2 separate regions of the Homo sapiens genome follow, and region 1 is linked to region 2. Evidence: read pairs that join two places in POLR2A ChIA-PET (ENCODE). Cell type or tissue: A673. All regions are shown on one strand.

Region 1 (5,000 bases), 750 kb after region 2:
CTGAGTTGCTAGAATTTTCCACCATATCACCATCCACTGGAAGGCGTCTTGTTCTAAGAGCACTGACAACATCTCAGAGTCACCTAACTCAAGGCTGTCTGTCCCCTGCCCTCTGGGCTCTTTGACTCTCAAGCTCCTACTTGCCAAATGGGCTGCCCTGGCCTTTGATAATTGCCTAAGCCACCCCTGAGCTTGGACACTGTGCTGTGTTTTTCCCAATTGCTCTCACCATGTCACCGTCTGGAACTTCAGTAGTTTACACAGACTCCATCCCACCAGGCACTAATATCCTCCCTTCCCGTAAGACTGTACTGGGAGGGTCCAGTGTGTCTTAGGACAACTGAGACTCTCCCATAAGATCACCATCTCCCAAATGAAACAAAATACCTCCTTCACCAGTAAGAATTTTGCCAGCAACTCTACTATCACAGTTTTTAACCTTTAAAAAAGAGATTGCAAACTGGCAGGATCTGGCTTGCATAATTGTTTCATTTGGCCTACACAGTGTTTATATTTATTTAAAAAATTGGTTTTTGGCTGGGCTCCGTCATTCATGCCTGTAATCTCAGCACTTTGGGAGGCTGATGTGGGAGGATCACTTGAGACCAGGAATTCGAGACCAGCCTGGGATATGTAGTAAGACCTCATCTCTACAAAAAAATTTAAAAACTAGCCATGTGTGGTGGCACAAGCCTGTAGTCCCAGCTACTTGTGAAGCTGAGGCAGGAGGATCACTTGAGTCTAGAGGTTTCAGGTTACAGTGAGCTATGATCGTTCCACTGCACTCCAACCTGGGTGACAGAGCAACACTCAATCTCTAAAATAATAATAATAACAATAAAGGCTTTCAGCATTTACAAATCAATTATGGATTTCTCAATTTTCTTAAAGATCTAAAGTTCTGGCACTGCTGGGCCAACATACTCCCTGGCCACAACTGCCTGGAGCAGAGGAGAAGTGGTCCTTAGGAGAGTCATGAGCTCTCTAGTTCCACGGCCCTCTAGCTCCCCTGTGGTCTGTCCTCCCAGAAGCATTTGGGTTTGCTACCCTGGCTTTCAGTTCTTGCTATCCTTTAAACCATGGGTCCCCAACCCTAACCAATACTGGTCTGTGGCCTGTTAGGAACTGGGCCGCACAGCGGAAGATGAGCGGCAGGCGAGCAAGCATTACCACCTGAGTTCCACCTCCCATCAGATCAGTGGCAGCATTGGATTCTAATAGGATCACAAACCCTATTGTAAACTGTGAGTGCGAGGGATCTAGGTTGTGTGCTCCTTATAAGAATCTAATACCTAATGATCTCTGGTGGAACAGTTTCATCCTGAAACCACCCCCGCCAGCCCCACTTCCCAGTCCATGGAAAAAATTGGCTTCCAGAAAATCAGTCCCTGGTGCCAAAAAAGTTGGGGACTGCTACTTTAAACAGTGCAATTTTCTTCCTCTTTCTCCCTCAGCCTACCTAAATAGACACACGTCACCAGTGTCAGCTGTTTTGCTTTATTGTAAGTGTAGATTTCTGGTAGGTGTAGATAGTGTTGTGGACCGTAGAGCTGGAGGAAGCCTGGAAGACTACAGAAAGAGGACAAGGTAACTGACGGGTTGAGGGTAGGACATTCACACCCCTGTTCTGAGGCATCCGTATAAAGGTGTTGTTGTTTTAATCTTCCTTACGGCATATGCCACAAGCTAAATACTGCAACTCATGGTGTAAATCATTAGTTAAGATGATAATGCATCAGACAGGCACAAACAACAGTCTTGAAAAATCATGGAAAAGTGCTTCTTAACTGTAGTTTTATCTTCCCACAGCCAGAATTCCTTTAGATATAATACTTTTCAAGACCTAGTTCTGTTGACTCATCTTGCTTGAACAATAATTACTGGTAAACCCTAGGTTAGAATTTAGAGATCATCTGGATAAGTGGTTCTCAATCCTGGCTACCTGTTAATACCAATCCTGGAAACTTAAAAAAACTCCAGATGCCTCGGCTGTACCTCAAAACAGTTAAATCAGGGTTTAACTGGGTCCCAGGCACCAGCATAAAAAAAAAATGCTTCCTGGATGATTCCAATACCCAGCCAAGAATGAGACTCACTTATCTAGATCTTGCCTGAAAATATCTGATTTTACTGAGGGTCAATGATTTACCCAAGACTACAAGGCTCAAGAGCTAAGACAAGAATTCCAATTTCCTGACTCCCTATCCAGGGCTCTCTACTTTACAATACTGCCAAAAAATGTGCCAGACCCTCTCTAATACTCCACAAACCCTACAAGATAGCAAGGAACCCCCTTTTTTTTTTTTTTTTTTTTTTTTAATAGCAGCGACTAAGCACTGGCCCAAGGCCAGAGGAAGAGAAAGGTAGAAGTGGTGTTCGATGGGGAAGCTTCTGCAGAGTGTTGTCAGAAGGAAGGGCAGATTCCATATGAGTGACTAATTAAGTAATATGATTCTCTGGTTTTTTTCATATGATGACTTTTAGCACTTTGAGACCTGAAACAATCTAAAAGCAACTTGGCAATCATCATTCATTTTTAGTGGAGAAATTAATAACTTGACAAGGAAACACTTATTAACAGTCTTTCCTGTCTAGAATGGCAGAATATAACAAGATTATTTGAATAAGAAGTTTATTCACTTCTTTTTATGAAAAAACTTTATTTTAATCTAATTTGAGACTACAAAAAGTTGCAAAAGTAGCACAGAATTCCTGCATACCTCTCACACAGCTTCCCTTGATGTTAACATGTTACATAACCATAACATAATTATTAAAACCAAGATAATTGCATTGGCACAATACTATTAACTAACCTACAGACTTTATTTAGATTTCACCAGTTTTATTTATTTATTTGTTTGTTTGTTTGTTTATAGAAAAGTCACTATGTTGCCCAGGCTGGTCTCAAACCCCTGGCCTCAAGCCATCCTCCTATGCCAGCCTTTTGAGTAGCGGGGACTACAGGGACAGCCACCACACTTGACTTAGATTTCACCAGTTTTTACACTAATGTCTTTTTTTTCTATCCCAGGATCCAGTCCAGGATACCACATTGCTTTTAATTGTCAGTTCTGCTTGATCTTCTCTAATCAGTGACAGTTCCTCGGCCTTTCTCTGTCTGTCATGACCTTGACACTCTGGAGACGTGCTGTTTAATTTGTAGAATGTTCCTCAATCCGGGTTTGTCTGATATTTTCTCATGATTAGAATGAGGTCATGCATCTTTGGTAAGAATATCATAGTAATGATGTTGTATGCTTCTCAGTGCATCCTATCGTGGAGCTCACAGTATCGGTCTGCCCTATTACTGGTGATATTAACCTTGGTCCCACCATTAAAGTAAAATCTCTTTATTGCTAATTGTCCAACTGAATAATTTGATCAGAAAACTTAACCCAAAAGGAACTCATATGCAGATTCTTATGCTTTGGTGAAAAAATGACTGGGTGGTATGATTTCACGGGGGCTGTTGCTCTAATTCTCTCATCTCCTCCCTCAACGAAATTCTTTATCTTGCAAGGACTGCTGCCTAAAATACCACCATCAGACCTTCACCCACTAAACCATGGCTTCAATTCCTATGAAAATATAGATGTTTGAGGGAAGAGATTCCCATGAACTGTGTTTAGCTGCTTCTGGGAGCACCTTTGCTCCCAGGGAGGAAGGAGTAAAAGGAAAGAGCAGTAAAGCATTTTCTGCTGCCATTTGGATATGGAGGGAATGAGGTTCCTAGAAAGATCCTGAACAGATTTGCTATATAAGCGCCAAAGTGATCTCTTTGAAGTACGTGTCTGATCTCCGATTATTTTGCTCAAACCTTTTAATTGGCTTCAGACTCGAGCCTCACCTTACCTTTGCCACCCCCAAGCCAGTGATCCAGAATTTCTTTCCATTCCCCAACTGTGATTTATCTTCAAATAGTGACACATGCCATTCCTAATCCTTAAAATATTCTTCCCCAGTCCACTTCCCTGGATTGACTTTTACCAACACAGGAGGTCTTAACGTAGTGATCACTAGACCTAGAAGGCCTTCCAAGAACTCACAAATTTAGGCATGTTGCCCTTCATAGCCTTCTGTGATTCCTCTTCTCTAAACTTAAAGGTGTCTCCTTATAGAGCAAGGGTTGGCAAAGAATAGCCCATGGGCCAAATCTGGCCCACTTCTTGTGTTTTTAAATAAAGTATTATTGCATCACAGCTATGCCTAATTCTTTATGTATTACCCATGGCTGCTTTCCTATTATAAAGGCAAAGTTGAGAAGTTGTGATAAAGACTGTATGACCTGCAAAGCCTAAAATATTTACTATCTTCCCCTTTACAGAAAATGTTTGCCAACCCTGTTCTAGACGTAAGTACCATATAAGCAAAAATAACATTAATCTTGTCTGCTATTGAATTCTTAGCTGTCATAACCCCAGGATTTAGCCCAAAGTAGATCTTCAATAAATATTTGTTGAATAAAGACAAATCTCACAATTTTATCCAGCACAGTGTTGTCTGTATGTTACAGCCAAGTAGAATGTCTAACGTTAACACAATTAAATTTTTAAAAAATCCATAATATTTTGTATTTGTTTCTGAGAATTGACCAATGGAAGGATGTCCATATGTTATTCTTAGCCTTTATACAGTATTTCTCATCCTGAAATTTAAAAAGAATGATTTCCAGTTCAATTAAACCCAGAAACCTCATTAGCAAGATGATAATGAGTTCATGTGACCTGTCCCCAGATCAGACCAACATTGACCAGTTTTACTAGAATTATTGGTTTTTGTGTAGACTCAGTAGCACATCCTGGTCCAGGTCAAATTTAAAAAATAATTTGGGAGTGCAGTGGCTCACACTTGCAGTCCCAGCTACTAGGGAGGCTGAAGTGGGAGGGCCACTTGAGTCCAGGAGTTCAAGACGAGCCTCGACGACCTAGGGAGATCCTTGTCTCTTAAAATAAATAATAATAATTTGGGATTCCCAGAGAGTTTCTCAGTGAAAATGT
Region 2 (5,000 bases):
TCAGCATTCAATAAATGTTTATTGAATGAGAGAATATATAAATTGGCTAAAGAAAATTTGAACTTATCCAGACATATATATATTCAACTTGCCTTTGTTGACTTGGTAATTTGATTCAACACGGAAAGATGCTTTGCTTATTATTCACTTTATATTAAAGTGCTGAGTGGGTTCAAGGCCAGGTCTAAATGCAGGTTCTACTGGTTCTTTGCTGTATGACCTTGTGTAAGTCTACTTGACCTTGACGATGCTCCATTTCCTCAACTTAAAATGGGAGAAACTTGGTCCATAGAGTTATAAGTGAAGGTTAAGTAAGACGATGTCAAAGCAAACTTGATTTTCATAAATATCAGCTATTGCTATCACTCTTTTAAATTTTATTTTAAAGAATTTTCCTTCTAATGTTTTCCTAAATTCTAGATCAGTATTGTAAAAGACTAGCATTTTCAAAACTTGCATGAAGACAGCAGCATAGAGAAGGAATCTGACTCCTAAGCTGGCTGGATCTCAATTTCCTGATCTCTAAAACAGTGCTTCTCAGTTGGGAGCCAATCCCCCACAACCCCAGGGACATTTAGCAGTGTGTTGAGATGTTTTTGACTGTCATGATTGGAGGGTTGGTAATACTGGCATCTAGTGGGTGGAGGCCAGGGTTGCTGCGACTCATCTTATAATGCACAGCGCAGGCCCTAACAATGAAGAATTATCCAGCCCAAAATATCAATAGTGTCAAGGCTGAGAAACCCTGCTCTAAAATTAGGTGGTTGGGCCAGGTAATGATACCAGGTAAACTTTCACATTCCTTCCAGCTAAAAAACGTTGTAAGTACTGATTTCCATAATGCATTGTAAATGCCATTCTCTCAGACTGTGCAATTAATTATTTTTATCATTCTCTATTTTTAAGCTATTTTTTTCTGAATGCCAAAAAACTAATTATTTGAGATAATCTAAATTCTCTTAGATTTCAGCCCAGTTCTCAATGTTGCACTTTCTAGATTGCTTGGCCCAAATGTTTCTGTGAAAGCTTTTTGATTCACTGTTTTAGTTGGGATATAGGCTCAGAGCATGAATTAGAAACTTAAAGTAGCAGTGACTTGAGTAAGACAAAAGATGATTTTTCTTTCACATTTATCACTCTCTCATGCCTGCTAGGAGGTGGCTCTCCTCTGGGAAGTCATCAGGACTCTCGTCTGCTGTGGGGCTACATGGAGTCCAGGCCCCAGGCTCCTTCTCTCTTGTTGTTTGGCCATCCTGGAGACTTTGCCCTCATCTGCATCCCCAAAATGGGGCATCACTGTGTCCATATCCAGCCTGTGGAATGGGGAAAAGAGAAAGGAAGCATGCCCCTTCCCTAACGGTATGACCCAGAAAATATAGGCAGGAGTTCCACTCATATCCCAGACACCAGAACGTACAAGGCCACACATACTTGCCAGGAAAGCTTGAATATAGTCTTTATTTGGTATGGTCATGTACCCAGAAAACATTTGACAAAATATTGGGATCATGTTCTAGCGTAGCCCCCTTAGGGATGAGGGGGTTAAGAGCGTTGATAGAAGGGAATGGTTTTAATAATAGACAATCAAATCTAAGCTCAGTATCAGTCCTGGAAAGGGCTCAGATTGGGCTTTCTTGAATCAAATCTCTTCCTCTCATTCTCTACCTATGCCCCTAGATATTCAAGCTGCCTGCTCACCCCCAAACCTGCTTCCCTAGTCTCATCATTTCTCCTCATTTCCTTAGCTACAAAACTAGCCCAGCCTCTTAATTAAGCAGTAGGAGTGATAGAAGGCAGAAAAGGCTGGTAGCCCTCCTTGCCAAGATGTGGAGAGAAACTGCCTAGGAAAAATTCAATATAGAAAAAAGATTTCACAGAGAGAATAAGAGAGCCTGATTTTGAAAGTATTGTTTGCACCCCTGAGCCAGAAAAGTATAGGGACGGCCCATCCCCTTACAGCTCCCAGTGGAATCAATAAATACCCCTTTTTGCTCAAGCTAGTTGAAATTGTACTTTCTTCACTTGCACCCAGAACATGTCTCACTAATATAACCTTCAAGAAATTCCCATTCTAGTGAAGGATTGCCAGGAGGCAGAAAACTGCTCAACTTATTAAACTTCAGTCAGTTCCACATAGGGCCAGTTTTCTCTTTTCCACTATTGAGCTAGAACATATACATTTCCAGGCAAAAAAATAAAAAAGTGGTAGAATTTATAAACTTTTAGGAAAACTTAACATTCAACTTTGCATCACCCACTTCGAATAGAGACTAATATTGGATCATAGACACAAATATTGGTATCTATCACATGACTGGCTAATCTTAATTTTTTAAAATATCTTTAAAATGACCATTTTTAATCAAATGTTCAAGGCAGCTAGCTCTCTTCTTGTTTAAAAATTAATTAGATTTTTTAAAGAAAATATTCTTCCTGCAGATAATACACATGAGAAAACCTTGTCCATTATGTTCTTGGGTGGCCTTGAAGCATAGGTGGCCACCGCATGGCAGAATCAATGCATCTAAGGACGTGCTGAATGCCTCCATTAAGGCTTCAGCTTTAGTGCCAAGGGCAGAATTCCATAACATTGGGCCTTTGCTCAAGAGTGTTTTCTGTTCAGGCTGAGTCAAGGCTAACTTAGGTGCCTCAAGTAAAATCAACTAAAAACAGACAATAGACTTCAGGCTTAGGATCTGGAACTACTCAAAGCCTTGTTCACACTTGAAAGTGGATTTGGTGCTAAGTCTTCAGCTTGTTTGAAAAGGATTATCAGAGCCAATGAGAGGAGTTTTGGAGCCAGGACAAATGCTAAATTTTAGGTCCATGAGCGTGGAAGAGTGACTTGGCCAGTGGAAAATCACCAGACAGCTCTTGCCAATCTGAAAACACTCAAGGGCAGCACCAGAACCTCTGGGCTGGCGAGAATGTCCCTGGCCGTTCCCTCCTGTTGGCCACTCCAGAGAAGAGTGCCATGATGGGAATGTTCAGCTGTAAACCTGCAGGCAGGCTGCTGGGCTGGGCCCTGGCTGGAGCCTACGTAAACATTTTCCCTTTCCAAACCTGGACATGGTGCTCCACAGTAGCCGAGTGCCCACCCCTCCAAGCTGGGACCTCGGGGTCTCCTCCAGAGTTTTGCTCTCCTTTTTCTCTCTCTATCCAGTTTGTCATCATCCCCCGCACCCTGCCGCCAGCTTCCCCAGAAAACTTCCTCAGATTTGATCTCCCTCCCTCTTTGCTCTGTCAATTCTCCAGCCACCTGCTGGGGCCATGATGACAGCTTCTTTGCTGTGTTCACTGCCAGGACCAGTTTTATGCATAGATGGAGCTGAAGGCTACCCATGAGGCCTGATTTCAAGAGTGCATAAATGTTTGTGGAGACCCAGTATACTGCCACTCCTGCTCAATGACGTCTGACATTTTCACAAATAATAGTCATGACTTGGACCAACCTTTACTATGTGCCTGGTGCTAGTCTAAGAGCTGTACATATATTAACTCATTTAATCCTTTCATTGCAAAGTGAGAGATGAGGTTTAAACTGGCAAAATGTTTGGCAGAGGTTGTCTCTGCTGAAATTCATACTAGAATGTCTACAGCTAACTACAGATCTGGTCTTGTTGTAATTGTTATAAATACGCAGAAGTGTCTCAAGGAGAAGTTGCGTGGCACAGCAGGGAGAAGAGGACAAAGAAAGGGGACCTGGCACATGAACATTAACGACCTGATAGTACTGCCTGCCTCATTCCCGTCTTCAACTCCCTCATTTACCTCCACTCGTTCAAATAAGCCATACATATTGTTTTGCAGGAGTGTTAAAATCCTCCTGCCATATCCCCTTCTCATATTCCTATAATAGCTCCTCATGAACCCTAGAAAGAAATTAAACTTTCACAAACTTCCAGCAGCCCACGCATGAATTCCCCTTTACTTCCCCAAATACGGCAGCTCATTTTCTCCATCTCTCCTGCTTGTCAGACCTCACAACACAATCATCAGAACGTGGTTTTTTTGGCAGCAAACCTTATGCCTGCTGTAGAGTTCACAGAACACAAGATCAGTATAGTAAGTAAGTATAAAATGTGTAACCTTTATATACACGACAAATATTAACTTAATATTATACCACTGTCTTCAGGATGCTTTATAGGGATTAATTACATGATGTCTGCAAAGCAGTTTGAGAACCTCCGGGAAAGGTGCTATAGAAATACAAGGTATGATTATTTTTAGGAGCTGCTACTGCTGACATTCAGCATAGCATGAAAGAATGAAAAATTATCTCCATGTTCCCCGTCGTGGTAACAACTTCAGCTTAGGGTTTAGAAAACCCATTTATAGAAAGTGCTAAAATTAAAAAATGCATTCCTCAGATGAGCTCATCTATGTAGCTTGATCTATGGAAGAAGAGACCTTTCTAACCAAAAATTTTTTTAAAAAAAATGACTATATAGGCCAAAGTAAGAAATTTAGAAATTTAAAACCTTTCCAGTGAAGTACTCAGACCCCTGGCTCACGTTCAACTCCCTGCCTCCAAGAGAGACTATATGTTTGGATAGATGTTGCCTGTCCCATTCCTAAAGTTCTCCAGAGGAAAGAGTCCTCAATCAACTCAGCCACCTGTTTCTGCTTAACAGCCTTAACTATTGGGAAGTTCTTCCTGGTACCTGACTTAAAACCTTCCCTGGAAATGTACCAGGTTTTCTCTCATTTATCTTTAGTGAGCCCAGAGCTCAGCCAGCCAGTGATTTGTTGTTGTTGTTGCAGTTCATATGTAGCCTTCCTGTTATAATCCTTGATGTTTCCTAATAATTCTGTCACCCTTTGCAACTTTGGGAATAAGTAATTCTGTCCTTAGAATCACTTCCTCTAAATGTCATTCTCCACCTATATTACTGCAAACCTGCCAATCTAGTGGAATAAAAGCTCTGTGAAAGCAGAGGTTTGTGGGATTTTTTGAGATGGAGTCTTGCTGTGTCGCCCAGGCTGGAGTGCACTGG

What was found. ChIA-PET counts read pairs that join two places held together with the same protein. Peaks named below come from ENCODE experiments on the same cell type or tissue, not always from the same donor. Only the 100,000 strongest peaks of a DNase experiment are listed, where the experiment ranks them.
Region 1: POLR2A ChIA-PET joins it to region 2 with 13 read pairs; 2 of 35 experiments call an interaction of 5 or more read pairs at or near these places.

Annotation. Positions count from the first base shown.
Region 1 is chr18:55,098,436-55,103,435 of GRCh38, reverse strand. No RefSeq gene overlaps it. Among named protein-coding and RNA genes, the nearest start is that of LINC03035, 15 kb to the right of the region's middle. In A673, no CTCF peak of the experiment used is centred here; a DNase peak (open chromatin) is centred at 2,445.
Region 2 is chr18:55,849,102-55,854,101 of GRCh38, reverse strand. LOC107985183 (a long non-coding RNA gene) reads left to right here. Exons shown (of 3, transcript XR_001753452.2): 3 at 1,155-1,229. Among named protein-coding and RNA genes, the nearest start is that of LINC01416, 69 kb to the left of the region's middle. RefSeq lists an enhancer at 3,031-3,531. In A673, a CTCF peak has its summit at 686; no DNase peak of the experiment used is centred here.